4 separate regions of the Mus musculus genome follow, and all the other regions are linked to region 1. Evidence: chromatin loops called from intact Hi-C (ENCODE). Cell type or tissue: left cerebral cortex. All regions are shown on one strand. Links, peaks and the distances in the headings refer to the core of each region. The heading gives the core; the rest is flanking DNA.

Region 1 (7,845 bases), core at 1,532-6,531:
TGCACCTGTGCATGTGCGGAGGCCGGAATGATACAGGTCCTCTTTTTATCGCTCTGCCTTACTCCTCTGAGTCAGGGCCTCTCACCAAAGCAAAAAGCTCTTGCTTTTTGGCTAGGTCTGCAGCCAGCAAACTCCAGACCCCCCTCTGCCCCACCTCAATCCAGAGGTTACAGGTATTTGTGGAACCATATCTGGCATTGGTGTGCTGGCATCCATACTATGGTCCTCATGGTTACACAACAAATACTTTAAACCACTGTGCCATCTCTTCAGCCTGCAAACTTCTAAATCTCACTTTCTCTGTGTGTTACTGGCCACTTGGTGCTCTGTCCTTTGATATAGCCTCTTATATTTTCTTTGGGTTACTTTCTCTTTTTCTTTCCTCCTTCCTTCCTTCTTTTTCCATTCTCTCTCTCTCTTTCTTTCTCTCTCTCTCTTCTCTCTCTCTCTCTCTCTCTCTTTCTTTCTTTCTTTCTTTCTTCCTTTCCTTCCTTCCTTCCTTCCTTCCTTCCTTCCTTCCTTCCTTCCTCCCTTCCTCCCTTCCTTCCTTCCTTCCTTTTTTCCTTCCTTCCTTTTCTTCCTTCTTTCTTTCTCTCAAGATGCTCTTTTACATAGCCCAAGCAAGCCTCAAACTTGCTATACAGCAGAGAAAGTCCTTGATCTTGCCTCTTGCTCGACAGTCCTGGGATTACAATTGTGCCCACCATGCCTGCTTCAAGGATGTCCTCCATCCGTACTCAGGCCTTTGCAGGGCTGAGCTGCATCGGAGACACCCAGGAAACGCATCTAGCCTGTTCACTACCAGCATTCATTAGACATTGCTCCTGCGTCTCCTGGAAACCTGCCTTCTTCGCTCAGTCCTCACTTTATTCCAGCTGGGGCGACACTCAGTCCACCGAGCTAACGCTGGGCCTGCACCATCTGCTCACCCTCCGGTTCTGGGCTTGCTTTGGTGGCTCACATTTTCTGCAACCTGCATTTGACTTTCAGGTCTTGAATGACTTTCTTCTGTCTTTTCCTGGAACAGTTGGGTTTCCCTGGACTTCCGTCTTTTCTGTCTTTTCCATCTCCTTCAGGAAGCTTTGAGTTTAGGCAGAGGTCCTTCTTGTCTTATCTGCACCGTGCACCACACACTTTTCCTCTTCAGAACCAGGTTGGTTTTTCCATCACTGGAGAAAAAAAATCCAGGACTTTAACACGATACTCAAGCATTTGACCACCAAGCCACATTCCAGCTAACATTTGCTTTTGTAACAAAATCCTCTATTTCGTCCCAGAGATCAAGACATAAAATGGGTGAGTTCCAAGTTTTCTGAAAGTACTTTCAGATGAACAGCGCTAGCAGTAAGTGAGCATTCTGTGGCTAGCTGTGGCCTTAGTGCATTCTTTGTTGCTGCATCACAATACTAGAAACTAGGTACTTTATCACTCCTAGTTCCGGAGCTTTAAGCACGTACTGCTGACATTGACTTGGTACTGGTGAGGGCCTCCTGGTAGATGTCACAGCTGCATTAGTGTATGGAGAAGAAATCACAGGGAGCCAGAGGCATAGCAGTGGTGGGGATCAGGGGCCAGTCCTGCTCTGCTAATTAACGACTCCTTAGATGAGAGCTACCCAAGATACCAAGGGAACAGATGAATCCTTTCCAAAGTTAATGCTCCAAACAACTCAGTTTCTTCCCAGTAGGCTCCGCCCCTTGCAGGTTCTATCATCTCTCAGCATCAGCACACGGACATCACACCTTCACTGCACAAAACTGGGGAACAACCATCGAAGGAGCACATTTGAACCACAGCCAAACCAGAGCGTATGTTACCTATTGAAAATGCTTGACAGGGGCCAACAAGATGGCTCAGTGGGTCCACGTACCTGCTGCCGCCTCTGACAACCCGAGTTCAGTTCCCCAGGATCACATGGTGGAAGGAGAGAGCTGACTCTGAATTCCACGTGTGAGCCACAGTGTGCGTGTGTGTGTGTGTGTGTGTGTGTGTGTGTGTGTGTACATTAAGCAAATCAATAAATGTAGTGTAAATAGATGAAAGAATGAGTATTTAAAAAAAGAAAATCTGAGTGGAGGGAAAGGAAGATGGCAGCAGACATGAATCAGCTTGGCTATGACCAGCCTCAGGTCGTTATGATATCATAATGTGTTAGATTAGTGGGTTAATTTGTCTAATCTAGGTGGGCAGCTTTTAACATTATCAATTGATTCTGAAATTATTGTATTGGCATCTTGTGTATTGAGAATTTATTGATATGTAAGTCTGATTGATTAACTATTTAAAAAAGAAAATGAAAGAAAAGGAAAGGAAAGGAAAGGAAAGGAAAGAAAAGAAAAGAAAAGAAAAGAAAAGAAAAGAAAAGAAAAGAAAAGAAAAGAGAATCCTTGCCTAGGCTGGGTTATGACTCAGTTGGTTGCGTACATGCACAAGGCCAGGCACTGAGTAAAGTTGTAATGATGGTGCATGCTTACAATTGTAAAATTCAGGAGATAAAGTCTAGAGAATCTACCAGAAGTTCAAGGTTATCTTTGGCTACATAATATCTGATGCAAGGATGTGTTATACGAACTCGTCTCCAAAACAGTATCAAGAAAACACTTGACAAATCTTGGCCTTGTATTGTGATTTTCTTTTTCATGTGGTTTATGTTTGTTGTTTTCTCCCCCCCTGGTCCCCCTTTATATTGAGGGGCACAGGGTCTCTGTCATTGGTCTTGTTGATAAAAGAGTTTAGAAGTGGATACAAGCCCTGTGTGGCATCTTTAATCCCAGCACTCAGAAGGCAGAGGCATGCTAGGCAGTGGTGGCACAAGCCTTTAGTCCCAGCACTTGGGAGGCAGAGGCAGGCAGATTTCTGAGTTTGAGGCCAGCCTGGTCTACAGAGTGAGTTCCAGGACAGCCAGGGCTACACAGAGAAAGAGAAACCCTGTCTTGAAAAACAAAACAAAACAAAATAAAACAAAACAAAGCAAACCAACCAAACAAAAAAGAACAAGAACAAGAAGAACAAGAACAAGAAGGCGGCAGAGGCAGGAGGATGTCTTTAAGTCTGAAACCAGTCTGGACTACATAGAGAGTTCCAAGACACTGAGGAGTATAGAAAGACCTTGTCTCAAAAAACCCACCCCCCTCCCCTCAACAAATGGATACAGAAAGGTACATGATGACAATTTACTGGAGTTAGAAAAGATGACAGGTCAGACAAGTCAGAGATTTAAGTAGCTGAAGGAAGGAGACAAATGGGAAAAAGAAATTAAGTGTTTAGTTAAACCAGAGGCTCTCAGCCTTCCTGATGCTGTGACCCTTTAATACAGTTCCTCATGTTGTGGTGCCCCAAACTGTAAAATTATTTTTGTTACTTCTTCATAACTGTAATTTTACTCCTGTTATGAATCACAGTGTGAATATCTGCATTTTCCAATGGTCTTGAGTGACCCTAGTGAAAGAATTATTCGACCCCCCTAAAGGGGCGGCAACCCGCAGGTTGAGAACCACTAGTTTAATAGAGTGCAAGCAAGAAGATACACTAAAGAGGAAAGGGGACTATGACAGGAGAAAAAGAGCTCTCACACTAAGTAAAGGTTACAGATACAGAGGCAGTTACAGTACTCAGCAGATAGAGGCTCCTGCCACCAAATCTGGTGACAGGAATCCAGGCCCTACAACTCTCTTGTTGGAAGGAAAGAGTCTGGTTTTCCTCTGACCACTACCCAAGTGCTGTAGGGTGCGCGCGCGCGCACACACACACACACACACACACACACACACACACACACAAATGCATCCTACTGGATCTGTTTAATGTTTCCTGTATGTATGAATATTTAGGGTTGACCACTTAGAATTGGATAATCTGTCACGAGGCTTGTGTCTGGAGAAGGTGGCCATCCATTTCCTGTAAGATCTGTGACACCTCACCTCCCAAATCGTCTGAATACAGCCTGAGGAGGCTGTTCCTGCAAAGCTATCCCAGAGAAAAGTTCTGTGTGGATGTTGACTAGAAGAGACATGAAATACAAAACCAGAAAAACCTAAAAGTCTCCTATTGTACATTGTAGTTTACCTCCAGACCACCAGGGGGTGCATGGGTTTTGGTCAAAGACTTGGGCTGTGCTGGAGTAAGGTTGAGGGAATTTTTTCCAGGTCTGTGTAGGGCAGGTGAGGAAGTGGTTGTGCAGCCTCTTTCTATGAGCCATGGGAATTAACCCTTTGACTGGCAGAGTGGGATATGTCTTGTCTGATTTTGGATGCTGTCGGCGGCCACTGTTATTAAGACACCGTCAAGATAGAACATTAAGCAAATGTGCTTATTTTTGGTTACTGATGCCTTCGTTTGAGCAGGTTTCTGATGCTTTCTTCTGTGTTTCCTTTCAGGCCCCATCCCTGGTCCAGGGCAAAGCCTGCAAAAACGGAGTATGAGAAAGATTCACAAGTCATTCTCAACTTTGCCATCAGTGATGACCTCACAGAGAAGGCCAGATACCTTGGTGTACAGAAAGAATCACAAATGGCACCGAAATTCCTAGAAGCAAGGCTCCATCTTGCATTTGTTGCTTTTGTCTGTTCGGTTTTAAGGTTGAGAGCAGATGGCCTGGCTGCATCAGTAACAAATGAAGTCAGAGCTGACTAGGGAAAAGAGCTGCAGAGCCAAGAGGGGAGGGAAGCTGAGCTAATATCCCCCACCCTACATCTCTCTGGGGCACTATTACTGCAAATATAGCCTCCCTCCAGCCCCCACCGAGCCACCTGGAGGAGAGCATGTAAAAATAGAACTTTCTGGACTGCATCCCAGCGTGAACATCTGGACCTCCAGTCTTGCTCCGCTTGCATTTTGAACGGAGTTCCCACGTGATGTCTTATGGATAAACATGGCCTGTGGAAGGAGAGGTAAGCCTCCTGGGGTGTGTGGGAGGGGAGACCGCTGCTCAGGGTGATACTGTTGCATCAGGCTTCAAGCAACACATCCCAGGGAGGCTGCCCTGTGTAAAGCTAAGTGACCAGAATCCGGACCTGAGGGGCTAGGGAGGAGGTGTGAGATGTTCAAAGCTAGAGTGTGAGCAACATGAGGAGCCATCAGCAGGGTAAGTGGGCCACAAGTTCCATCTTGTGTTTTCTTTGATTGGTGGTTTAGTTCCAAGAGCTCTGGGGGTACTGGTTAGTTCATATTGCTATTCCTCCTATGGGCCTTCAGACCCCTTCAGCTCCCTGGGTATTTCTCTGGCTCCTTCATTGGGGACCTTGTTCTCCGTCCAATGGATGACTGTGAGCATCCACTTCTGTATTTGTCAGGCACTGGCAGAGCCTCACAGGAGACAGCTATATCAGGCTCCTGTCAGCAGGCTCTTGTTGGCATCTGCCTAGTGACTAGGTTTGGTGGTTGTTTATGGGGTGGATCCCCAAGTGGGGCAGTCTCTGGATGTGGCTCTAGCTGTATATGTAGCAGAGGATGGCCTAGTTGGTCATCAATGGGAGGAGAGGCCCTCGGTCCTGTGAAGGCTGTATGCCCCAGTATAGGGGAATGCCAGGACCAGGAATGGGAGTGGGTGGGTTGCAGAGCAGGGGGAGGGGATAGGGGGTTTCTGGAGGGGAAACTAGGAAAGGGGATAACATTTGAAATGTAAATAAAGAAAATATCTACTACTACTACTAATAGTAATAATAATAAAGAAGGGTAAGTGGGGCCTCTGCGAGGGAAGCTGAGCCATCCCTGCTCTGTGCCACAGAGAAACTCCCAGAAGCCCAAAGCAATGTTGAGCGATGCTGGTTGTATCAGCAAACGCCTGTGAATACCCCCTCTTGCTCCAGAATGTCTTTTATATTGCAGGCAAGCATCTTCCTTAATTTTTCCCTCCTAGCTCTTCCCCACCTTCAGCTTCACTTGAGTCAGATTTTGTTTTGTTTTTTTAATATTCTTTTCAAATGCCCGTGGGGAGGGGGAGGGAGAGATGAAGCTTCTATCGAGAGTTACAGGGATTTGTGTATTCTTTTTACAACGTTTTGACTTCTCTCACTCTGACAAATATTTTCATTTCACTTTGAGGCTAACCTGGTCTATCCAGCGAGTTCCAGGCCATTGAGAGAAGCAGCGGAGAGAACCTGGAGGAAAACTTAGCAGTGCATAGGCAACTGGAGTACAAAGGATGGAGACCTCTAGGTTGTTTGCACATCTGGAGCATGTGTTACATCCATACACGCTGTTACCTATGGGCGTGATGCTAGGCAGGGTAGCAGTGTTCCAGTCCTCCCCACTTCCCCCTGGCTTCTCTCAGATGCTCAGGCTCGATCTATGCGCCCCACCCTCCACTCCACTCCCCTGTCTCCCTTGCCTGCGCTCTACTTGTCGTAGTCTCTCAAGGACCCCGGTTGAAGAAGATTAATCTCCACACTTGTTCCCAAGGATTTTTGTGGCAGGAAAAGACAATGTGAACAACGGGCTATAGGTTCTGTTTTCGGGTTCTCCAGAGAAACAGAACCAATGGGCAGTGTGTGTGGGGGGTGTTTGTGACTGTTCGGAAAGAAAGAGAAATAGAGATAGAAAGGCAGAACCAAAAATTTCTCTGGCCCACACATTTGTGGGGGTTGAACAGATATGAAATCGACAGCGTAGGCGAGGCCAGGAGGCTGGAGACCAGAGAAGAACTAACATGACAGCTTGAGTTTGAAGGCAGTCCCGAAGCAAGAATTTCTTCCTTAGGGGATCACGGTGCTTATCCCGTATGATTCTCAGTGGATCAGACGAAGCCTACTCACGTTTTAGAGGATAATGTTTTATTCAGAGTCTCCTGATCTAAATATCAAACACATCAAAAGCGAGTTCGCTTCTTGATCAGAAGTGGGATACTCTAGCTCAGCCCAAATGAGACACAAACCGACCATCACAGGCTCTTCCGTTCAGTCTGCCCAGGATACAGCTCAGTTTTGCTTAAATGCAACTGGCCAAACCATATCACATATACTCGTGTCACTTCCAGAGGACACGAACACGTAAAGCAGGACAGCAGAATATTTGATGACAGTCCTAAATGGCTGTCACACTCATCTCACTGGGGTGGTGGGACCGTGTTCTAAGCTAATTCAGATCTTTTTTCCCCTGGGCTCCCTTTGTGAGGATCATGGGAGGGCATCTGGACCTCATTTGCCATCTCTTCAGGTTGGTATCCTCACAAGACATCCATGTAGCCTCTGTAACCTGCCTCCCGAATACTGGTTTACAGTGCTCCCCATGCCTCCCACATCCTGGTTTACGGTGCTCCCCATGCCTCCCACATCCTGGTTTATGGTGCTCCCCATGCCTCCCGCATCCTGGTTTATGGTGCTCCCTATGCCTCCCGCATCCTGGTTTACGGTGCTCCCTATGCCTCCCGCATCCTGGTTTACAGTGCTCCCCATGCCTCCTGAATCCTGGTTTACGGTGCTCCCTATGCCTCCCAAATCCTGGTTTACAGTGCTCCCCATGCCTCCTGAATCCTGGTTTACGGTGCTCCCCATGCCTCCTGCATCCTGGTTTACAGTGCTCCCCATGCCTCCCACATCCTGGTTTACAGTGCTCCCCATGCCTCCTGAATCCGGGTTTACAATGCTCCCCAAGAACTAGGAACCCTCACAGTCATATCAGAACCTTTCTGGGGCAAGATGAATTATTCTGCTTTTCCTGGGTTACACTAAAGCACAAGGAACTCTTGGAGGCTCGGGTGGGAAGGGCCGTTAGCTGCTCTTCAGTATGTGTTCTCTTCTGTAGAGGTAGAAGGACATTTAAATTTTAGATTCATGTTCAGAGTAACCATTACACTTCTCAGACTTTTTTTGCAGAAGCCTGTCTTTCTGCTATCTTCCTTCTCTTCCC
Region 2 (7,845 bases), core at 1,177-6,176, 93 kb after region 1:
CTCGGGAAGCCATCCCTTCCCCACCCTCGGGGGACGCTGGCCCCGCGGGGTCGAGGGGCGGGGGGCGCGCTCGGCAAACATGGCTGGGCTCCGGGGCGAGGAGAAAATGGCGCTGGCGCAAGGCCCTCCTCTTGTGCACGCTCTCGACGCCCCACGCCCCCTTCCTGAGGCCGGCAGTAGCCCCAGCCCTCGCCTCGGGGCTTTCGGGAGCTTCCTGGCCGCGACCCCCACGGTGCCACGCGCCGGCTCGCCCTCGAGAGCCTCGCACTCTGGGATGTTTTCAGTATTCCCCAGCCCCGGGCACCGACTGGTCGGTCTATAAACTACGGTCACCCCTTTTAGTTACCTTTTGCTCGAATTACGAAGCCCCCCGCCCCCCGGCCTCCAAGAAACCACCCCAGTAAAGCCTCATTAAAGTTAAAAGTCCAAGTGTAGGGAACGGGGCTGGCTTTAGTTCCCAGTAACAAACATTGTTTTCTTATTGGGTAGATTTAGGTTAGATAATGACGTGGTTCTTTGAAGTAATTTTAGTTCCCCAGACAGCTTTTCGTAATGGGAGATAGATATGGCTGGCTGTTTGCAAGCGAAAGATTTGTTTATGTGCAATTCCCTCTCAAAAAACAGGCTTTGTGTAGTTGTGTGACCGAGCTAGCTTGGGAAACTTGATTTTGGAGGTCGGGTTGTGAAATGGAGCAGTAAGAGGAAAAGCGAAGGGACTGGTTAGGAGCCTTCTCCCTCCTGAGTTTAGGTATTACCTCTAACGGACTGGCCAGTTGTGTAGAGTCGTGGGCAGGATTTGGGTAGCTCACTTTTGCCTTGACCTCCTATTTTGCACATTGAATGCCAGTTTGGTCTTTAGAGAGCTGGGTTATAATTTTTTTGATGTAGGAGGTAGGAATTGATGTATCTTTCTTGAGCATTTACAGAATCTTGTGTTTTTTAGGACCTTTAAGCCATGTAGAAGTTAGTAAGTTTATTTAGATGGAGAGAGCAGAAGATAGTTTGGTAAATAGCTTTTGCTACCTGGTTTTACCATTTGGTGTAAGTATCTTGAAAAGTAGTTAGGACCTGCCTAAGGACTTCTTGAAATGTGGGTTAGACGAGTTGTCTGCCCTTTGTTTTATGCAGTAAATAAACAGCAGGCTCTGCACTGTGTGCCTGTCTGGTGAGTTTTGCCTTGCACATAAAGCCTTCACATTTTATATATTTCCCTAAGTAGAAAATCAGTGCAAAATTATTGTGAATTGTGTATAACATTGTGAACTCCGATTGTTGCCTGTTGTTTTGATAGTGTGGCCACAAAGTAAAAACTAGTGTATACAGAACATGTAAAAGATGATTTATAAGGGCAAAATTAATTAGGTATTATGCTTACATGGGCAAGCTGTTTATGTTGGAGCTGGTCCCCTCAATGTGAGTGGAATTATGTACATTTCTCTTGATTTTACGGTCATTATTCTCAGCTGCTTTCTTGTAGTCTACCCACAAACTTTATAACCTGTCTAAAAATCAGTTGTTAAAAAGGCCCATTGACTTTGAGAAGGGTGAAGGAATGTGCACATGGCTTTTATTTCTTTTTTCTGACTGGGTTCAGAATAATTGGCTGTGCTTGTTGTTTGCAATTTAGACATGTGTTCTGTGTAACGACTCCAGTACCACAAAAAGGCAGAATGAGCTGTGGAAGTTAATTTTTTCTTTTGGTCTGGGAGAGCTAAGATGAAGGTACTAAAACACCTTGTAAATTATTCATGTGATGTCTTTTTCTTTCAGAATGCCTAAATCAAAGGAACTTGTTTCTTCAAGCTCTTCAGGCAGTGATTCGGACAGCGAAGTTGAAAAAAAGGTAACTTTTACTCTACCAAGTTCTTTTATAGAACAAAATGTATGGTGCATTAATTGCTCTATAATGCTGACATTGAGTTTTGAAGGGAAAGGCCTGTCAGTCTTTTAAAGTAGGTTTTGCTATGCATCCTAGACTTCTCCAAACACCTGGGATTTCCCTGGGGGGTGGGGGTGGGTGGGACGCTGGGATGGTGTTACCAATGCTGGGCTCAGAATGTGAGAGAATCTACAAGGGTAATTTTGTAAAGATAAATGACTGATGGATTCCTTGAGTAGAATATTAGATTCTAGTCTCATCTGCAGGACTTACATCAGATTTAAGAGGTCTTTGTGTTGTACTTGGGGTTCAGCCTGGCAGCCCAGTGCATCCTAGGCAAGTACTTGCTATATCTTTAGCCTTCTTCTTACTTTTTATTTGCAACAGGGTCTCAGTAAGTTGTTGGGCTGACCTTGTACTTTTGTCCTTCTGCCTCACCCTCAGGATTAGGGACCCAGCTCAGACTAAGCAAGTCCTCCATTGAGCACCTCTAGTAACCAAGAGTCAACAGAAATGCTTCATTAGACTCTAGAGCACTAGAATTCTAATGAGACCAAAGACACTACTTATCATTATTTAGAAATTCGTGTCATTCAAAAATCCAGTTGATCTAGCCTGCTGTGGCGCCTCGTGTGAGTTTGATCTCTGTTCTTCCACATGGTAGGAGAAGAGACCCCATTATACCAAGTTTGTCCTGTAACCTCATGTACCCACATACAGGCACCACACGTGCAACAAATACAAACTGATGGTAATAACATTTCCAAAGCTCTGTCTGACCTACAGGTATAAGTCACTATTGGGCTGCATGGATTTTTGAATGAAAACATTAATGTTGATAGTTTCTCAGTCATTGCTCCTCTTCAAATTACTGAATTTTAGTTTTGGTACATTTTAACTTTAAAAGTTATTTGCTTTTAGTAAATAAAGTCATCCAACACAGCAAATACAAAATTACCCATTTTGTCAGAATAAGCTTTTTCTGTGTTAGGTGATCGTTGTTTTGTCAACTTCATTCCACTCAATTGATCACAGCAGTGAAGTGTGACAGAGCTGTTCACCTTGTGGTCAAGACTTCCTTCCACACCGCTGTGTCTTAATAGAAATTTATGTCTGAATAGACATTCATATCCTAGAAATTGAACACATTGTATTCACCCTTATTTGTTTACTTGCTTTGTTGAAAATAAGTAATTAATGCACCTGTGGTTTACAAAGTGTAAAAGCAGCAGGCAAAGCTAGTTTTATAGTTCACTTGGTAGAGTGCTAGTCTAGCACTCAGGAAGTCCCAGGTTTGATCCCCTAGCCATGGGAACGGAAGCAGGAGGGTCAGAAGTTCAAGGTCACCTGGGATAATGGGGACCCTGTTTTATTTATTTAAAGCAGCAACCCCCCCTCTTCTTAAAATTTTTTTTAAAAAAATTTTTGTTATTGTTTAGGTTTTGTTTGTTTTTTTGGCCTCTGTACTCCCTAAGAAAAGGGAGCTCTATAGGAAAACTTAGGAAAGTTGGAGCCTATAAATGTACAGATAGACTGTAGTATCATTTATAATTTTGAAATAAGGCTTCAAACATCATATATAGCTGTACTTGAAGTCTTTTCAGAACTTGTAGAGTGTAGCCTCTAAGAGTGAGTGTCACTGACACTGAGGTTACTTGCTGCGTGCACCACTCAGAGGATTGTGTTTTGCTTAGCTGACTGTGTAGCTTGTCTCACAGTACTATTAATTCTGTAAACATTTACATTAGGTGCTTCCATAGTTTTCATTTCATAGCATATTATTGCCCTAGCCTCAACAAATTTAATATACGTTTAGTAATATTAAACTAGTTTGTCCTTTCCACTAAGAAGGAACATGCCTGCCCTCTACTGTTTGGGCTGGAAACTTAACATGGGTTTTTAAAAATTCTTATTTTTTTAACTTTTCGCTCATTTTGAGAATGAGGTCATATGCAATTTTTTTATACTAGTGCTAATTCTAAAATATGGGGTTGAGTACACTAGTCTTACTACTGTCCATCATCAATTCTTAGTGCTGAAGAAGTTTTTGAGTTGTTGATTTTCAGTGCCTGGTATAAGATAGTAACTTCCTTTACCTAGGCATGCTTTTTTATTTTTTCCTCCTAAGAGTTAAATTATGTAGCCCTGACTGGCCTGGAGCTTGCTATGTAGTCCAGGCTGGAAGCATACATTCTTGAGAAAGTACAGATACCTTTTGGAATAGACAAAGAATTAGTAAGTAGTCAGTTTTAGTCATAAATATGTTGGTTTTGTTTGTTTTTTTGTTTGATCTTCAGCTTTCCTGCCTCAACCTTAGTCAGGGTTACAGGATATACCAGTATACTTTGTTTTTAAAAACTTAAAATAATAAGAGGAAAGCTTCTGGTGGATTTGTGGTTTCCAAAAGTTTATACAGAAGTTATAGGCTGCTTGTCTTTCTCTTTCCAGAGAGTAGTGTGTGGGTTCTAGTTCACAAGATCACTGTTTTAACATCTGAGGAATCTTTGGGGATTTTGAGAGTAGAGTGTAAAAATACTATCATTAGTTATGTGAAGACTAGATTCATAGTTAAAAAATTTTAATGTACATATTTTTCATAAGTCAAAAATTTGAGTAACTTTTTAATGAAGTGTTTTGAACTTCACAAGTGTGTGTTCTTGCCTGTTTTAAGTTAAAGAGGAAAAAGCAAGCGGTTCCAGAGAAGCCCGTGAAGAAGCAGAAGCCTGGTGAGACTTCTAGAGCACTGGCATCCTCCAAGCAGAGCAGCAGCAGCAGAGATGACAACATGTTCCAGGTAGAGTCGGAGGGCACTGAGTCCAGTGGACAGATCCTGATCTGAGCACACCAGTCTTCCCTTGTATAGTCCTCTTGACCAGAGTAGAAAGTGAGGGTAATTTGTTCAATTCTGGGCTATTGGTAAAAGCCCAGTAGAAGTCTAGTTTTACTATATTTAAATGATACAAATCCAAAGGTCACAGAAAGCCAAAAAAAGATTTAGAACTATATATTTGGGAAGCAAATTTGAGTAAGTAGGATGAGTATTTGACTGGAAAGTGTAAATTTGATAGTATTTGAGAGAAATGGCATAACTTAGGCTTCATAAGAAACAGAAGGCTGGGGACAATAGTGTATGGGTACAGACAATGCTGGGATAGCGTGTTTAGACCAGGAGTCTGAGCTTAAGGAAAGGGGCATCGGAGAGAATAGATGGAGTGAGATGGGAACCCCAGGGAGGGCTGCTGGGTGTCTTGGCTTTATTAAAGTGTTTGTAGCAATTCAGTATTTGCTTCACTGCAAACACTGATCGGTGAGATGAGGCATTGTAAGTAAATAATGCTGTGAGATTATGGAGGCAGTTATATAGACTTTCATTTGTATTGATAAGGGAGAGAGTGATGATTACAAAGACGGTGATGAAGAAAGACCAGCTGTAAGGTAGACCTGCCAGCAAATGTGGCCACTGAGGATCTCCTGTAGCGCCTGGGGGGCTTGGCTGGGAATTATTCTTGTTGGCTTTTACACGTGCTCGACCAAATAGCCAACCACCAAAGAACACAAACCAAAGAGAGGAGGCGATAGCAGCTTATGAGAGATTTGCAAATGAATGATGAGAGGAGAAAGGATGTAAGTAGATAAAGTGGTGAAAGAAAACTAAAAGTAGTAGAAGAAAGAAATAGACAAAAAGAAAATGTAGATTAATTATTTAGTTATAGGTTTCAGTTCTTCGACTTCAGTATAGTTTCGGGGCAAAGGTTGGTTTGATAGAGAATATAGGTGAAGGTATGTGATGAGGAATGTAAAAGAATGCTGTTATTGCTTCAAATGGATATTAAGTTGGATGCTTACAGTGCTCTATTTCATTCAGGCTTTGCCAGGTCCTAGTAATCCATGTGGAATGTGATCTGTAACCTTGTGGAATTTAAGGGAACCATGATTACATACGCATAGTAAAAATGACAATGGGTCCTGAGAAGTAGTGAACAGATTGAGAGAGTAGGCATGAGAATCTCATTAAAAAGATAAGGCACCTAAATCTTAAAACGTGATCGGTGCGGTGTGTGGACAAAGGGAGCATTTTCAAGAGCAGGAAATTGAGTTAATACCTTGAAGTGGGAAGGAGCTCGGGTTGTGTATGAACTACAGAGCCTGTGTGGTTGAAGCCTGGGAAGTCTTGCTGATATCAGAAGTCTGGTGGAGATCTTCCAGGGCTATTTGACTTAAGTACAGCGAGTAACTGGGGCAGGATAAATATATAATTGACTAGAGTATTTTGTAGTGTTTGTAAAGAAGGGCTTTGGAATATCCAGTTTCATAACTGTATCTTGGCTTTCTTTTACCATCATGCTGTGCGCTTTCCTTTCTACCTCTGGCCTGATGGGGTGGGGGGAGTCTGAATTGAGGGTCTTTTTGTTTGTTTTGTTTTTAATAGCCCTAGCTTACTTGGAAGTCACTATATAGAATAGGCTAATTTGAGTTTTTAGCAATCCTCCTGCCTCTCCTCAAGAGCAGAGGCTGTAGACATGTATTACCATGACTTTTAAAAGTTGTTTTTTGGTAGAGATTTTTGAGAAATGGGGTCTATTTTTAGGGGATGACTTTTTTTTTCTCACTAGGAAAAAAAGAGCTTTGGTTCATTTTTTGTTGGGTTTCTTGAGACAAGGTTTTTTTGTATGGCTCTGGCTGCACAACAGAGCTAGTTTTAGACCCACAGAGATCCACCTGTAGCGTACACCTACAGTTTTGCCTTTTATGAAGACTTTTGTCTCAGTCAGTGTTCTGTTGCTGTGAAGAGGCACTATACAACTCTTAGAAAAACATTTTCTTGGAGCTGGCTTACAGTTCAGTGGTTTAGTCCCTTGTCACCATGGCAAGAAGCGTGGTGGCAGGTAGGCAAATGACTTGCTGGAGAGTAGCTGAATTCCACGGGCAGCCGGAATGGAGAGACACTGAGTGTGGCTTGAGCTTCTGAAACCTCAAAGTTCACTCTCACTTCCTCCAAAAAGACTGCACCTACTCTGACAAGGCCAGGTGTCCTAATCCTTTAAAATAATGCCTCTCCTTAAGAGCCTAAGGAGGCCATTTTCATTCACATCACAACAGCGGCCCTTCCTTTGAATACTTTGGATCTTTCCTAAATAACTTGGTGAGTTTATTAAATGCATGCCCTATTTTTGGGCTGCATTCTTAATTCTTGTCCTATGTCTGTCTGCTTTAGTACACACTTTCCTTACATGTACTGAATCTAGAAAGTGGGGACATTCAAAAACCACATAGTTTGTGTTAAGCCACCAGTATAAATAAGGTTTTTTATTTATTTTTTAAAAATGACAGGGTCTCGGTATGTAGGCCTGTCTCTTAGCTACAGTTTTTGTTGCTGTAAAAGACACTGATCATGGCAACTCTATGTGTAAAGGAAAACTTTTAATTGGGGCTGGCTTTTATAGTTTCAGAGGTTTTATAGTCTTCAGAGGAAGAGCTGAGAGTTCTGTATCTTAATCTGAAGGCAGCAAAAGCTACTGTGAGCCACACTGGGCATAGTTTGAGTATGAGACCTCAACGCCCACCCCCTACAAGTGTGTACAGTGTTGTAAGATACTTGATCACACTGTGAACCCTGAGATTGTATTTACTGGAAAAACCTGTTTTTAGTTGTGTGGCTCAGCCTTAGCACATACCTTTAGTCAAAGCACTTGCTGCTTGAATATTGTAAACAGGATTAAACAAAGTCAACCATAGGTCAAGAGGCAGAGCAAGTGACAGGAAGTGAGCATAGGATCATTAAGAAACGTAGAGGACAAGAGGAGTCAGGAGGACAGAAATGCACAGGAAGGAGAAGGAGGGACATTGAGTTTGAAGGAATTTGTTTGACATGGCGTGAGAGAGAGGGCATTCTGGTGGGACTTGGGCTAAGGAGGAAGGTTAGTCAGCTGGGTGCTTTCTCTGCCTCTCTGAGCTAGCAATTTTCC
Region 3 (7,845 bases), core at 1,045-6,044, 110 kb after region 1:
CCTCACAAAGTCAGAGGTTGATTTTTAAAAAAACAAATCAATCAACCAACCAACCAACCAACCAACCAACCAACCAACCAACCAACCAACCAACCAACCAGGAACTCACTATGTAATCCCAACTGGCCTTGAAACTTGTTACATAGATCAGGCTGGTCTTGAACTCACAGAGATCCGCCTGTTTCTGCCTTCAGAGTATTGGGATGAGCATCTGCCTGATCATTGAGCTTTAAGATCCTACTTAGGACCACAGACTGGAGAAGCAGAGAAGCAAGGCTAACAAGGTTGAAGGCCCTACGACCAGGGCTAAGGGTGAAGCTTTCTGGTCCAAGGCTGGAGGGCTAAGACCTAGAGTTGCCATGTCCAAGGGCAAAGGAAGATGGTGTTCAACTTCAGGAGGAGAAAGGGGAGCGACAGAGGAGAGCATTCATCCCCCACCTATGTTTTTGTTAAGCTGACTTACCCTTTTTCAGAAAGAGAACCTTCCTTCTCTTCTGGAAATGCTGCCGTATTTAACTAACCAACCAACCAGGATCTTTACGGTGGGTGAGCGTAGGATGCTTTCTGGAACCCTTTCAGATTCGCTCTTAACTAGCGTATTTAACTAGCGAAGTGAGTTAGTTACTCCTACTCTAGTCCAGTAGACACTGCAACCAGATAGCATGACCTCGGTAGACCTAGTAACTATGGTTAAGTAAGTGGGATTAAAATTTTAGACACTTCATTGGAATAAAGGTGTGTAAGGAAAGGAGAAAATAATCACATAGAAATAAGAGTTAGAAACATTTATGACATCTTTGAATTACTCTCCCAGTGGTTGTAGAGCAGCTGTGGACCGGGTCAGGGTTGGCTTGGCTGTCAGGGCAAACACTGGTTCAAGTGACGACTGTGGTTGGAAGGAAGATGGGAGCTTTTGGTCTGGGAACTTCAAACCTCCCACAGGAGCAATTGTCACGCCTCCCTTTTCCCCTTAGCAAGACATATCCCAGCAGCTGCCGTCCCTTCAGTACTGGGACCTAAGGTATTACTGTAGATAACGAAAGAAGGAATGCTAAGCTTTCTCCATTCTGTACTGAAGAACCTTGGGAGTTTTGTGAGCCTAATGCCTCTACTAAGGAAGTAACACCACAGATGGCCCCTCTGACTTTTAGTCCAGCAACATGGCTGCTCTGGCAAGGGATCACATCGAAAGACCTTCGAGGTCTGTGATCTGGCTGGACTACAGACATGCCCTTAGTACACACCTTTAATTCCAAAGAATGAAGGTAAGGTTGGTTTGTAGACGAAAACAGCCATGTTTGAAAGTGCTGTATAATTGAGGGGCAGACAAAGTGACAGGTCATAGAAGGATTTGACAGAATGCGTCAGAGATAGGATATACCCAGCTCATACAGGAACAGCATAGGAGAGGCTACTTAAGAGCAGAGAGAGAGAGAGAGAGAGGGGGAGAGAGAGAGAGAGAATATGTATGACAGTTTTAGAGTCAGATTACAGAGAGAACAAGGTAGACATAAGTGAAAAACAGAAGGAGCCAGAAGATTAGAACATTGCCAAAGTTGGTTTGAGGCCAAGCAGAGCAATTCAGGCAAAAGCCAAGAGAAGCTGGATGGAATCACTCAGCTTGGAAGATTAGATTGTACAGAGGCCGGAAGCTTCAATGCCGAGACTTAGGGATAGTTAGAACAGAGAAAGAAATGCTCCGGGCTCAGCCCAAGCCGTGCCTTCACACAGCTTGGGCACAGCTCTCATCTCATTCCTTGACCTGAGGAAATAAAAGTGACCATTACACTAGTGTTGTGTGTCTTTTTGAGACAGAGTCTCATGTGGCTCAGTCTGGTCTTGAACTTGGTACGTAGTAGAGGAGGACTTTAAACTTCTGACTTACACCTCCACTTCCAGGGTGCTGGGCTTATAGATGTGCATCATCACAGTAGTTTATGTGCCGCTCGGGCTTGGGGCTCTGTGCATGCGAGGCAAGCACTTTGTTAAGACAGGCAAACCCTGACCCTTACGCTTCACTGTACTAGACACTTGGACTCTTTTTCCCACCTCAGTTACTTCGGGCTTGGTTTTACATTCATAAACTCCAAACCTATGAGAAATTTGAACAAATGGTTATAGGAAACCAATCTGGCTTCAATTTATGACTACTTTACGATGAGGTATACAGCTTGCGAGTAGCCAAATGGAAGGGTTGGCGGAGCATCTTTGTCTTCCCTGAGGGCTCCCGCTCCTGACACCATAGTATTCGCCAACACAGGTCTGGAAGTCCGTCCCCACCCCCCCCCACCCCCCCCATGTAGTACATTTGTAGTACATGAGAAATTTGAACAAATGGTTATAGGAAACATATTCTTCACTCGTTAATTCACAATGTTTTTTGTCTTGCTGTTTGAAAATAAATTGTAGATATATCTACGCACACATGTATGCTTCCATGTTTCCACTGAAAGAGTTTGGAGGTAAAGTACTTTTCCAAAACCGCCTGTAGTGGTTTGAATGAGAATGGCCCCCCTTGGGCTCCTAGGTTTGAATGCTTGGTCTAGTTACTGAAGCGTTTGGGGAAGGATTGGGAGGCATGGCCTTGCTGGAGATAATGTTACTAGAGGTAGGCTTTGAGAGTTCAAAAGCCCAGGCCGATCTCAATCTCTCTGCCAGATGCAAGCCCTCAGCGATTGTTCTAGTGGCATGCCTGCCTGGGCTAGCCTTTTCTTCTTTTGAGACATATTTGTTGTGCGGCCCGGAGTAACTTCACATTCACAAGCCTCCTGCTCAGTCAACCAAGTGCTGAGAGTTCAGGTTTGCCCTGCTATGTCTGGCTTCAATTTATGACTACTTTACGATGAGGTATACAGCTTGCGAGTAGCCAAATGGAAGGGTTGGCGGAGCATCTTTGTCTTCCCTGAGGGCTCTCGCTCCTGACACCATAGTATTCGCCAACACAGGTCTGGAAGTTCCCCCCATGTAGTACATTTCTGTGGAGTGCCTTAGTTCTTTCCCCTTTAAGGTGATTAGACACTCTGGCAAAAGCAACTTGAGGAAGAAAGGGTTTGTTTTAAGGTTACAGTTGGCAGAGTGTGTTCCTACCATGTTCAACCCGCAAGCTTGGTTGCAAGATTACCTGAGCAAACCAGGTGGAAGTCAGTGAATGTGGAAGTCTGAAATGTGGCCAGGGCAGATATACAGGCAGGAAATGGGACTCCTGGTCCCAAGCGCCAGTTGGAAGCCTTATTGCAGGAGGTGGTGGCACACTTGACTATTGGCAGGTTCCATTCTCCTCCCTGTCTGGTGCAGACGTCTTTGAGGAAGCGTCTGTTGAAAAAGGTCTTGATGATTTATAAAAGCATCAGGCCGAGGAACTACTGTTGCTGATCGTCAGGTGGACTCTTCAGAACTCGATTCTCTATTTGTGACTGGAAAATTTGGACTCTTCTTGCTTTTTTTTTTTTTTTTTTTTTTTTTTTGTAGCGCCAATAGATGTTTAAACATAGGTGTGGCCTATGAATGGCTGCCTAGGAAGCCAGACGTATCGTGAGCTATGAATTAATACTGTGTACAGGGAGTTTCTTGATGGCTTTGGATCACACACTCAAGAGAGCTCCGTGCAAGGAAATCTGGAAAGTTCGTGCTGTGTCACACTTGAGACAGCTCTACCGCAGCTCAAGGAGCACGCAAGCAACAGGGAGACGGTCCTGCAGCACCACCTGGTGGCTAGGAAGGGGATAGAACGGTGACCACACTGGTCAAACTGGTGAAATAGATGATTTCCAGTCAGCTCGGGACCAGAACAAAACACAGCACAGAACACAACAAATATTAGATGAAAAACAAATAAACAAACAAACAAAAAATAAAGACATAATTTTTATTATTAAACCTGTCAAACTTTAACACTTCAGTTAATATAACTTCAATAAAAAAAGACAAGGAGGGCTGGTGAGATGGCTCAGTGGTTAAGAGCACCCGACTGACTGCTCTTCCAAAGGTCCGGAGTTCAAATCCCAGCAACCACATGGTGGCTCACGACCATCCGTAATCTGAGATCTGACGCCCTCTTCTGGAGTGTCTGAAGACAGCTACAGTGTACTTACATATAACCAATAAATAAATCTTAAAAAAAAAAAAAAGACAAGGAAAAAGCTGACCAATTTGTTCATAAAACGGATGGGAAAGTTGGAGTGTAGTGGCCACATCTTCATTATAAACGCTCTGATGTGATTTTGAACAAATGCCATAAATATAAATATTGCTTTACAGTAACAAATGAACTTGTTTCTTTTTAAAATGTATCTAAGTTAGCTGAGTTTGGTGGCATATGGCTGTAGTCCCTGACATTTAGGAAGCTGAGGCAGTGGGACTTTGAGTTTGAGGTCAGCCTGGGTTACATAGTAAATTCCAGGCTAGCCTGAGCTACAAGAGGAAGACTGTCCAAAAAAAAAAAAAAAAAAAAAAAAAAAAAAAAGCAAACCTGGGGAAAAGATCCGTTATAAATTAAATTGATGACGTTTCCACCTATGGGGATAACGTATGTTTTAAAAAGCATGGCAAAGAAATTGGCTCACAGGGTAGATTTAGCACAAGCTGAAAACACTTTAAGGGCATCCTTAGCAAACAGAGTATTAATTTTAAAATTTTATGTAGAACGAACAAGTCAGGCTACATGCATTTTCATAAGTCATCTCTAATCTTGGATCAGCCAGCTTGAGTAACTTTTATCCAGAATACACTTGTCTCTCCTCAAGCTCTAACTTTGCAGGAGTCCTCTATCCCTGTTAGATTTTCAAGTGAGCGAGACTCAGATTATGTGGCGTTCATTTAGCTTTAGTGCGGTCACGGGGTAAACCACCCTACTACACTTCTCTAGCGAGGCTGGCTACTTCCCCAGCTCTGCTCCCCAGATACTTGCTGTTTGAGTCTTTCTAGGCTATTTCTGCTCCAGCTGTCTGTCCTGGCAGACCCTTTGACTCTGGCGCGTGTTCCTGGTCCATCGAGTCTAATGGAGCTCTCCTCCTCTCCCTTCTTCTTTCTCCTCTGTGCTCTCTCTCGCCCCCTTTCTCCTTCTCCTCTTGGTCCCTGCCTGTGATCCCTGCCTGGTAACTAAAACCCTGCCGCCTCCTACTCTCCCCAGGAATTTACCACTTTTATTTAACCTATAGATTTAAATTGGGGAACAAGGTTTACCCAACAAAGGCTGGCATATGTGGGAATTCTTGGGGCAGCCAGATCTTGGAGTACAGAATTTAGCATTTGAATGCACAGCAGCACCAGGCCACCCCCAACCGTTACTTGTGTTGGTTCTTAGATATTATTTGCCACTGAAAAATATGTTGTGTGGAACTCTTAAAATAATTGAAAATACTGAATAATTGAAAATACAGGAAGATAAGTGATGAAAAGATGAAGCTAGGGACACCAGGGGCTACACTTGTGAATTCTCAGCAACCTACTGACTAAACATGGGCTGGTTACAGAAGACACAAATAGACATGCTAACTTGGGTGAGGTTGGGGTGGTCGGGTGGGGTGGCCCAAGAAGATCCAACCCTACATGAAGAACTACAGGCTACTCTACGTTGCCGAGAGAAGGAAGAGCACGCCTGCTGGCTATCCAATACCGTGTGGTCAGCCCTGAAAAGCATATATACATGTAACATTATGCAGACAGAACAGGTTGTATTTGTATGTTTAGTAATATATATGCATAAACATATTTGCATGAAATGACAGTTAATAGAGGAAGGGGGACCATTTTCTTGAAAGTGAGCAAAGAGGGGTATATGGGAAGGCTCAGAGGGTGGAAAGGGAAGGGGGAAATGATGTGATTATAATCTCAAAAAAAATAATAAAAAATATAACTGCTGCTAGCTCACTCCCTTAAAATGTATGAAGACATCTAAGGGAAGAGTATTTAAGACACTCAACAGACCTTCCCGGTAACCACGCCCTCTCGGCCCACCACTGTCGCTGCTATGATCTGGTGCTGTGGCCTCACATGGGGAGTGAGTATTCTGGATTTCGAGGCTTTTATTCCATTCACAGGAGTTTCTCTGTATCAGTAAAACACTGTGAGGCTGACACTCCACGAAGAGGCAGTGATCATGTTGGCTCTCCAGATGGAATCCACAAAGAGACGGGCGTGAAGCAGCGCGGTTTTCAGGGGCTCAGAAAGCCTCATGTGAAAATTGTGCCGCTGATAGCTGGGGAATCAGGAAAGGCAGACGGACTCTATGACTTCGTTGTTTCCTCCTCATAGTCTGAGGTGAAATATGACTGGAAAGAAAAAAAATAGCTGATTAGACTGGGAAGTATCCTTCCGTGGGGGAGCTTATTAGAAATACAGATTTCAGGTCTCATCCTAGGCTTCCTCTGTCAACACGATCACCAGGTGATGTGGGAATGCCTTAAGGTTTGCCAGTGCTGTCTTGGAGAAAGTTGAGCAGACGGTTTAAGAGAGAGCTGCTGGGCCTGGAGAAACAGCCCAGAGGTTAAGAACACTGACTGCTCTTCCAGAGCTCCTGAGTTCAATTTCCAGCAACCGCACGGTGGCTCACAACCATCTGTAGTGGGACACACACCTCGTCTGGTGTGTCTGAAGACAGAGAGACAGCGTACTCACATACATAAAATCTTTATAAAAAAATGCAGCTGCTGTTGTACCGTGGGTGGCAGCTTCCTCTTTCAAAGCACGTTAAGTCCCAGCGGTACCCCGTGGTTGGATGGATGGATGGATGGATGGATGAGTAAATTGGTGTATACCCTGGCTTACTTATCCCCCCTTAGCGGGACTATGGACAGAGTGGTTTATACAAGGGATCTATCTAGTTCCTGGTCAGGTGAATGGACTCATAGTTCACCTTACTTCACTGTTGTGGCTAACTCCATGCACACCCTTTTTTTAATCAAAAAAAAAAAAAAAAAAAAAAAAAGGATGTTTGCTTGTTTGGTGTGTGTTCTTGATGCCCAAGAAGCCCCCCCCCCCCAAGAAAGTGTATTAACTCTCTTAGAACTGGAGTTATAGTTGGTCGTGAGCCATCATGTGGGTGCTGGGGACTGAACCCCAGTTGTCTGCAAGACAGCCTGTGCTCTAAATCACTGAGTAGTTTCTCTAGCCCCCTTCATGTGACCTTTATAAAGAACTGGCCATTTATTCTGCAAGATGTCAGTGTGTGTGTGTGTGTGTGTGTGTGTGTGTGTGTGTGTGTATACGAGATATGTTTCCTTGTCTAGCCTTGGAATTACAGAGATCCACCTGCCTCTGACTCCTGAGTGCTAGGATTAAAGGTGTCACCATGCCTGTCCCACACAATATCATTTTTATAGTGTGTCTTGGTTAGTTTCATGTCAACTTGACACAAGATAGAGTCATCTGAAAGGAGGGAACTCAATTGAGAAAATGCTTCTGTAACACCCAGCTGTATGGCATTTTCTTAGTGGTTTCTTGGGGAGGGCCTAGACCGTTGTGGGTGGTGCCATCCCTGGGCTGGTGTTCTGGGTTCTATAAGAAAGCTGGCTGAGCAAGCCATGGGAAGCAAACCAGTAAGCAGCCTCCCTCCATGGCGTCTGCATCAGCTCCTGCCTCCAGGATCCTGCTCTGGTTGTGTTCCTGTCTTGCATGCCTTTAGTGATGAACGGTGCTGTGTAAGTGGAATAAACCCTTTCCTCCCCAAGTTGCTTTGGTCATGGTATTTCATTACAGTACTAGTCACCCTGTGATATAGAGAATTGCGAATAAGATGATCTCATACCGTGTCCCTATTCTATCTGTGGCTTTCCTGCTGCTGTGATGAAATACCATGGCCGAGGCAATGTGTAGAAGGAAGTTTATTTGGACTTACAGTTTCTAGAG
Region 4 (7,845 bases), core at 1,356-6,355, 340 kb after region 1:
CACACTTGCCATTTCAAGTGTGGACTTGGTCCCTTTCCATCTGTAAGGGAGCAGCAAAGACTCGGCTGCAACGTGGAGCAGAGCTGTAGCAAAGGCTTGGAGGGAACAAAAGCACAACGTGATTGTTCTTGGAACCAGGACAGATTTGGTTTCTGCAGAGAAGGAAGTTTATATAATTTGAAGGCCATCTACAGGGACGAGAATATGGAAGCATCGTACTTTTGCAAATGAAATATCTTATGACTGTGTATGCACAGTCTAAGCCTCCTGTAGGACCTGTATAGAGCAATACACCTAGACATCCATCTGCATCAGCCTCACGGTTTAGTCACAACTGCTTCCAGACGTTTTCATTCCCCAACTCTGATGACTCACATGGTATAACCGTGTTATTGAAGCCTGACGAGGGTTTTGAAGCCCCTTTTTTGATAGCCTGAGAGCTCACATCCCAGTCTCTTTAGGACAATGTGAAAAACAGCCTGTTTTGTGTTCTTCCTGTCCACTAACCATGTGTTTCTGAGACGGTGCAGAGAGTGTTTCAGGAATAACACTGCTTTTCAACATGGGGATGTACATATAAGAAGCTGTTCACATTTTCAAACTCACGGTCTTGTTAATGGACTCTCCTTACGTGCCAGGGCCTCTTCCAATCTAACAGGCTTTCCAAAGAACTGTTTATACAGTTCTGCCTTCCATCTGCTTGACAGGAATTTCTCCCAGTACTAAAGGAGGCCCTTCCTAGAGATAAAAGACATTTTCTTCTGAAATACCACAGCCGCTTTCAAATGCCCCGAGAGATAATTGTGTAACTTCAGAAATCTAAGCTGTAATTCTCCCAGGATGCTCTACACATTGTATAACAACACTATCTATTCACGGGGTAGTCTGAAAAGAAAAGCCACATCAGCAAATGTGTTTCACAGTCTTGAAGGACTCCAGATGTTACAGTTGGACACACAGAGCAGGACACCTTCCAGTTAAAAGCATTAAACTATTGACAATTCTCTATTTCTTTTATTAGTGACCTTAGGGATGGTAAATTAGCACCCACAAATAAATGTTCCTGAACCAAAATATCAGCCAATCCCCTCTGCTATTTTATCCACCTGAAGTGAGTGAAAACAACTTAGGAGTTAGTGAAGAAGGAAAGGGCACAGACTCAGCCATAAACAAGTGTAAACTCAACAGATTCACAGAGCCAATATTAAATACCCAAGGCAAGATTTAAAATGCTTATAAGTATATAAAGGTAATTATTGAGGAAGCTAGATAACATATATTAAATGGTTTCTGCAGAAACCATAGCATGTATATAACCCAATACCTTAAAAATCATCATTAGTCTACAATGTTGGCGTTAGTCCCAGGCCCTGTGATCTCATTAAAGGAGGAATGACTGTATTTGCTGTCTGCCCACAGGGTGTAGTGCAGTGGCCAGCAATTTAAAGACATGCTTCTTGTGAAATATGTTTTCCTTTTGTTTGTTACCTAGTTTAAGGTCTCAAACCCAAGTCTTTTGTTGACCATCGTCAAAATATTTACCAGTCCAGTTTAATCCATGACCTTTCCCACTAAGAACTTTTTTTTCCTGTCGATTTTTTTAAAAAGAAAAGAAAATGAGTGGCAAGTTTCAGTTTCAATTCAAGCTATAAAGGTGTCGGCCTTCATGTGCTTTTTAAAAAAGATCTGTTAAATACGCATAAAGTTGAATAATCTTATGAGACTGAAAAATAATCTAAGCAAGTGACAATGATGTCAACAAAAATCACACATGGAGTGTTGGGAAAGTTCAATCACATACATGCTGGGTCAGAATAATGCTTGACTAACTAATTCCAGAGCAGAGAAGACATAGACAGCATGCTCCCTGATACAAAGCAATGAAGCAAGAAATCAATGAGAAAAATCTACATACATGCTTCTTAAAGCGTTGATAATGATAACCCATTCTAAAGGGACAGTAAAGAGTCCGTTGAAATTCAGCTGGCTCCCCCCACCTCTGATATCTTTATTTTTGTCCATCCATTTTATTTAAATGCTTGAAGGTAGGGATAGGATAAGGATGTCAATATGATCCGATGTCTTCCGCATCACTACAAAGCCCCTCCCTGCTGCTGCTTTTGCTCGGCATGTACTTTTATTATCCAGCATATTCTTTTTGCTCAGGAAAGAGGCCAGCTGGTTGTTAATATTCTGATCATCAACCCATCTTTGCAAACTAATACGGAAGGATGTTCAGCCATTGCAGAAGTTGGGTACAAGTAGCATTGGCATTTCATCTAGGCTCCATCCCATAGTTACCTGGCAACAGCCAGGTGTGCCTGACTCACTATAAAAGAGGCTGCTCGCCCCCTCCTCACTCTCTTACTCTCTTGCTCTTTCTCTTTTACCCTCTTTCCTCTCTGTCCCTCCTCTCCTCATTCCCCTCCCAGCCTCTTTCATTTCAGGCCTCTCCCTCCCTCCCTCCCTCCCTCCCTCCCTCCCTCCCTCCCTCCCTTCCTCCCTCCCTCCTTCCCTCCCTCAATTCCCCTCCCCATGGGAAGAGATGCCTCAGCATAGGCCCACAGAGGCACCCCCCCCCCCCCCCATCATAACAAGCCTCTACCAAACATCCCTGGCTTCTTCTTCTTCGTTTATAAAACACACCAAGTCGGCTCTGGGTAAAAGTCATGCTTGTAATGACTTTGGAAAATTTAGGGATACACATATATTCCTAGAAACAGTGGCTACTACAAAGCAGACATCTTATTTAATCTTCATCCTGTCTGCCTGAGGTAGGTATTATGGTCTGATAAAGAAACGAAAAGCATACGGACCTTAAAGGACTCCGTCACTGGCTTTCTGTCTTCTCACAAACCGGTCCTTTCTTTTGTGCTTTCTTATAAGAAACCAGGCAGTGTCAGTGAGTGGCCGGGGGACTTAGGGTAGACATTAACTAAAATTTGAGGGAGGAACATAGTCTTTTTTCCTACTTTTTAATGTGAACGTCTTGATTATTTAAATTTTGTTTTACAAGGAGCATATTGTATGTTTTTTTTTCCCTTAAAAAAATTATCGGATAAAATGAAGGAGGAGTCGTTAATTCGTCCTGGCTCCAAAAGCTTATTCTTGTGACAAACTCCATTGGAGCTATGGCCAGGAACTAGCAGTACCCGGTGAGCTTAGCGCTGTTATGAGAAAATAAAGGCCCCATCTGTATCAGTAATGCTTTGTATTTCTTTAGCACCTAATCTGAAGTTGTCCCTAAAGCTGAATAAACAGTCATTTATCCTCAGGGCACCCTGCGAGCTCCCTGGTGTGGTCTGGGAGGGTGTAGGGCTGAGTGATGATAGCCCACGATTAGTTAGCTTTCTGCCCACACTTAGGGATTCCAGCCCCTGGAGGGAAATCACTTCAGCTCTGTGTGCCTCCTCCCATCACCCTCAGCTAAAAGCATCATCGTCTCGGAATAATTCTTGGCCTCAAAGGGATGCTATTAATTAGCCTAAATACTAAAGGGCAGGACAATGAATGCCAGTTGTTCAGGATGAATGGATGGGGGATTTTACCCAAATCCTATAGCTGGCAGCTCTCTGGGAGAAGAGTGAGGTGACTTGCAGCCGCCACAGGAGAAGGCAAAGCAGAAGGAACAGCGTGGCCACTGTCCTGGTGTCACGCCCCCTCCTTTAACCACAGCGGACCACGGTCCCTGCCTCCACTAATTAGAAATTACTTCAGCACATAAACAGGCACTTTACAATGTTTTCTTTTTACGACGGGCCCCATGCTTGCTTCTCCTCTCCAGTGGCAGAAGGAACCAGCGCTGGCTTCCCACTGTCCCCAGCTCCTTTGCCGTTCCACGCCTACTCAGCCACAGAGAGAGCTGCAGCCACCCAGGCCCAGGCTGGGAAGAAGTCGGTAATCGGCCTTCTTCAACACGAATCTCCAAATGGCCTAGAGCTCTCAGCCACTACCACAGTCTTCTTTCTCCCTTCTCCCTCCTGTTCCTCCATCAGTAAGGTTCAGAAGGTTCCTTTCATAGAAAGCCTCAGTAGTGACAGGGCACTCTCCCTCAGAACACCCTTCCCATACACCACTCCATCCAGTGGTGAGTGATAACAGCGCTGTTTGTGTTTAATTAGCCCTTGGGTTACGGGCAGTTTGTGTTGAGGGTGTGGCTGTTTTAGTTGGTTATGGAGTTGACAGAAATATATGTGTATTGATGTGGGTCCCCTGTGTGTGCCCTCTCAGCGCGCTGGTCTGAAAACTCAACAGGCCCTCGTTCTACTGCCTGTGGAGGCAAATTATTGATACCTCCAGGAACTGATTCTGCTCCTTAAGACCGGAGTGATAATGCGACTTCTTAGGCTCTAAGTACCCACCAGGGCAAGGGTCGACAGTGTTTGTCACCCCGTTGCTGCTCTGCTTCCCAGAACTAATCAGAGACCAGCTTTGGAGACGACTGCCTGGGCAGCTGGCTCCATGCCCTGACCCGAGTGTCATCTGTTTATTTCCCTTATTTTTAAAATCATGTCTCTCATAGGATGCATGTCATGGCTTATATTCGTAAAAAAAAAATAACTAAAATAGAAGCATGATTATAAAGTAGTGGATCCCTGAAGGCAAACATTACAGAATGGACGCTCATCTAAATCTGTCATCCCTTTCGAAAGCATCCCTTTTGAAAGTTAGTACACACAATCCCAAAGTGGCAGTGTTTAGTAAGACCTTTAAGGAATTCTTACTTGAGGCGTGATATGTGCAACTAAAAGAAAATGGTAATTTTCTTCATTTAAAATTAACACATATCCATATTGAAAGCCTTGATTTTCTTGTTCTTCTAATTTAAACTTATAGTTAAACTTAGAATAAGCATGGCTAATCTCTCTCTCTCTCTCTCTCTCTCTCTCTCTCTCTCTCTCTCTCACACACACACACACAATACAGAATTCATGTAAAAGGTTTCTCTTCCTAATCATATTTTTTGCCGCTCGAGTTTTGCCCGGATGAATCCTTACTCAGTGGTGATGAATCTTCAGCCTGAGTATAATTTAGAACTTTGGAATTTAATTCCATTATACTGAATTCAGAAAGTATTTATCGAGTGTGTTTGCATGCAAAGGACCAATTAAATAGAATAAAGATTAACAAGATACGTTCAGATTGATTTTTTTTTTAAAAAGCAATTAGCTGATTCCAAAGACGATACAGAAAAGACTTACAAAGTATTTGAACAATTGCAAGATCGTTGGGGTAGGTGTCCTCTCCACGGTGTGTGAGTGTATGTGTGTGTGTGTGTGTGTGTGTGTGTGTGTGTGTGTGTGTGTGTGTGTGTGCATGAAGGGCACAGAAGAGACAGCTGTGTAAACTCTTGGAGTAATAAGAAAATGAATGCAATGCACACAATTTGCTGGGTAAGAGTATTTTGTGGCAAACTGTAGCAGTTTTCATTGCTCCGAAACAAAAACTAGGCTGATATTAAAACAAGAAACTGGTTTCACGTCTCAGGTTTTCTTTGATAGTCTTGGTTTATTTCTGTTGTCTTGCTGGAAGTCCCAACCAGGACCTACTTTTCCCCCCAAAGATAAGTGGCCTGGAGGATCAGCTAATTCTGTGATACTGACAAGGACAGTGGTGTTGCCTCTGACTCTCTACAGGGAACATTTTTGGTTAGTATAGATAGCTAGGCCTGTTGGTATGCAATGGACTCTTGGTCTCTTTCTTAGTCTTCTCTCCACCTTTCCTCCACTGGTAAAGAAACACATTTCAATTTCCCCAAGGGGGAAAAAAAAATCAAAGAAGCAATATTCAACCACAGTTTCTTATGAAAGAAAGGCAGACTAGGTCCTAGGGAGACGGCTCAGAGGGTGAGCTTGAGGTGTGGGCATGAGTACATGCATTTGGATCCCAGTTGTCCATGTCTATACTCTAGTGCTGGGAATGAGGGTGGGGGCAGAGCCAGGCGGATCGCTGGAGATCACTGACCAGCCTGCTCCCCAGCTTCAGGGTTAGCGAGATCTGCTGCCCCAAAACATAAGCGGTGGAGAGTGGTGGAGGAAGAAACCTGGTATTGACTTCTGATCTCTGCATGTGCATGGACACACACACATACAGAGAGACAGAGAGAGGGAGAGAGAGAGAGAGAGAGAGGAAGAAGAAGGAGAAGGAGAAGGAGAAGGAGAAGGAGAAGGAGAAGGAGAAGGAGAAGGAGAAGGAGAAGGAGAAGGAGAAGGAGAAGATTAACATAAGAACCAAAAGTAAAGTATGTACTGAGATGGGTATTCTGTGAAGGGTGAAATACCTAAGACCCCCCCTAAGGAAATTTGATTTTTTTTTTCCGAGACATGGTTTCTCTATGTAGCCCTGGCTGGCCTGGAACTCACTCTGTAAACCAGACTGGCCTCGAACTCAGAAATCTGCCTGCCTCTGCCTCCCAAGTGCTGGGATTAAAGGTGTGCACCACCATGGCCTGGTGGAAATTTGATTTTAAGACCTAGATCATTTAGAATAACCAGGATGCCTGAGAGTTAACTGTGGCCTTACTATATATATATCAACAGTAGACCCTGGGGATTTATCTATCATCACAATGCCTGTCTTTCCATGAGCCACATGGAGTTAATAACCATATTGTCATAGGCTTTTTTTTTAAAGGTTTGGTAAGCATAAAAAGTAACGAGCTTCTCTATGATGTTTTCATATATGTGTATATTTGTACTTTGCTCTTACTTGTCTCAGGATGGTTTTAAAAATTAAGTGATGTCATATTTACTACGTCTAGCACACATACTGAATGAGGTTACTCCTGATCAATAAGATGGTCATTTATGAAATAGTCACAAAGAAACATTGGTAAATAATATTACATACATATCTAGTAATTATTGAGTAGGCTTGGGAATTGATTTATAAATCAGGTGCTATTCTAGACAGCAGGAATGAAAAAAAATTCTTGCACTTTCATCTGGAGGGAAGAAAAGAAATATTAACCACCTAGTTACAATTAAAGGACACTAAATATTGAACTAGGGGACCCACACTAAAGAGGCTTTCTGAATTTAGAGCAGAGGTTCTCAGCCTGTGGGCTACTACCCATTTGGGTGTTCAAGGACTCTTTCACAAGGGTAGCCTAAGACCATTGGGAAACACATATTCACTTTATGATTCACAACTAGTAACCTTACAGTTATGAAATAGCAACAAAAATAATTTTATGGTTGGAGGTCCCCATAACAGGAAGAACTGTATTAGAAGGTCACAGCATTAGGAAGGTTGAGAATCACTGGTATAGAGGATCAGGAAAACCCCTGTTCAAGTGCCACACGGGTCTTGGCTAGAAAGGTGTAGAGAAAACCCAGGTGGATTAAAATAAAGTCAAACAGCCTCTATGCTTTAGTATCTAGTTTTGCCAAACAAGGTCAGATTGGTGTGATCACTCTTAAGACAGTGCTCCCATAGATCTATAGTCAAGTCCCCCGTGGAGATGATATAGAGTGCAGGACAGAGCAGGAGGTGAGCTCCTGATACAAGGGCGCTTATTTGTCTGATCCCCTAAGTTTCCTGGTTCATTAATAAAGTAGAAACACAGCCCAATGGGCCTTTGTGTAAAAGTATGATTGACCTGGGCAGTACCTAGGGTTCAGCTCTTGCTAGACAAGTTCCCCACCACTGAGCTATACCCACAGCCTCTGAAACTATAATCTTTTATATGCTCCTCCAGCAGCCGAGCTGTGCGTAGTAAGAAGTGATGCTCCCCTCTCCAAGCACAGTACACTCTTCCTGTGCATCAGCTGCACTCCAGAATTGGCCTCCACATCTTAAATATGTCATCAATTCAAAGTTGGTTTTCTAATCTTATGCCCTGAG

What was found. Hi-C counts contacts between places; a loop is a spot of excess contacts. Peaks named below come from ENCODE experiments on the same cell type or tissue, not always from the same donor. Only the 100,000 strongest peaks of a DNase experiment are listed, where the experiment ranks them.
Region 2: it touches region 1 in a loop (3-fold over the local background); 15 of 42 quality-filtered maps call a loop at or near these places.
Region 3: it touches region 1 in a loop (7-fold over the local background); 35 of 42 quality-filtered maps call a loop at or near these places.
Region 4: it touches region 1 in a loop (2.7-fold over the local background); 4 of 42 quality-filtered maps call a loop at or near these places.

Annotation. Positions count from the first base shown.
Region 1 is chr15:12,081,323-12,089,167 of GRCm38, reverse strand. No RefSeq gene overlaps it. Among named protein-coding and RNA genes, the nearest start is that of Gm34759, 4.8 kb to the right of the region's middle. In left cerebral cortex, for the core only: a CTCF peak has its summit at 4,069 (motif pointing right); DNase peaks (open chromatin) are centred at 4,085 and 4,791; H3K27ac peaks cover 1,466 bases.
Region 2 is chr15:11,987,787-11,995,631 of GRCm38, reverse strand. It overlaps Sub1 (SUB1 homolog, transcriptional regulator), which reads left to right. Exons shown (of 5, transcript NM_011294.3): 2 at 1,771-1,843; 3 at 4,551-4,673. The coding sequence starts at 1,772. Among named protein-coding and RNA genes, the nearest start is that of Sub1, 4.3 kb to the left of the region's middle. In left cerebral cortex, for the core only: a CTCF peak has its summit at 3,754 (motif pointing left); no DNase peak of the experiment used is centred there; H3K4me3 peaks cover 645 bases.
Region 3 is chr15:11,967,894-11,975,738 of GRCm38, reverse strand. It overlaps 1700047G03Rik (RIKEN cDNA 1700047G03 gene), which reads right to left. Exons shown (of 3, transcript NR_040447.1): 2 at 7,835-7,845; 3 at 5,656-6,269. Among named protein-coding and RNA genes, the nearest start is that of 1700047G03Rik, 4.8 kb to the right of the region's middle. In left cerebral cortex, for the core only: a CTCF peak has its summit at 3,709 (motif pointing left); DNase peaks (open chromatin) are centred at 3,680 and 4,766.
Region 4 is chr15:11,738,025-11,745,869 of GRCm38, reverse strand. No RefSeq gene overlaps it. Among named protein-coding and RNA genes, the nearest start is that of Gm34501, 12 kb to the right of the region's middle. In left cerebral cortex, for the core only: no CTCF peak of the experiment used is centred there; a DNase peak (open chromatin) is centred at 3,770.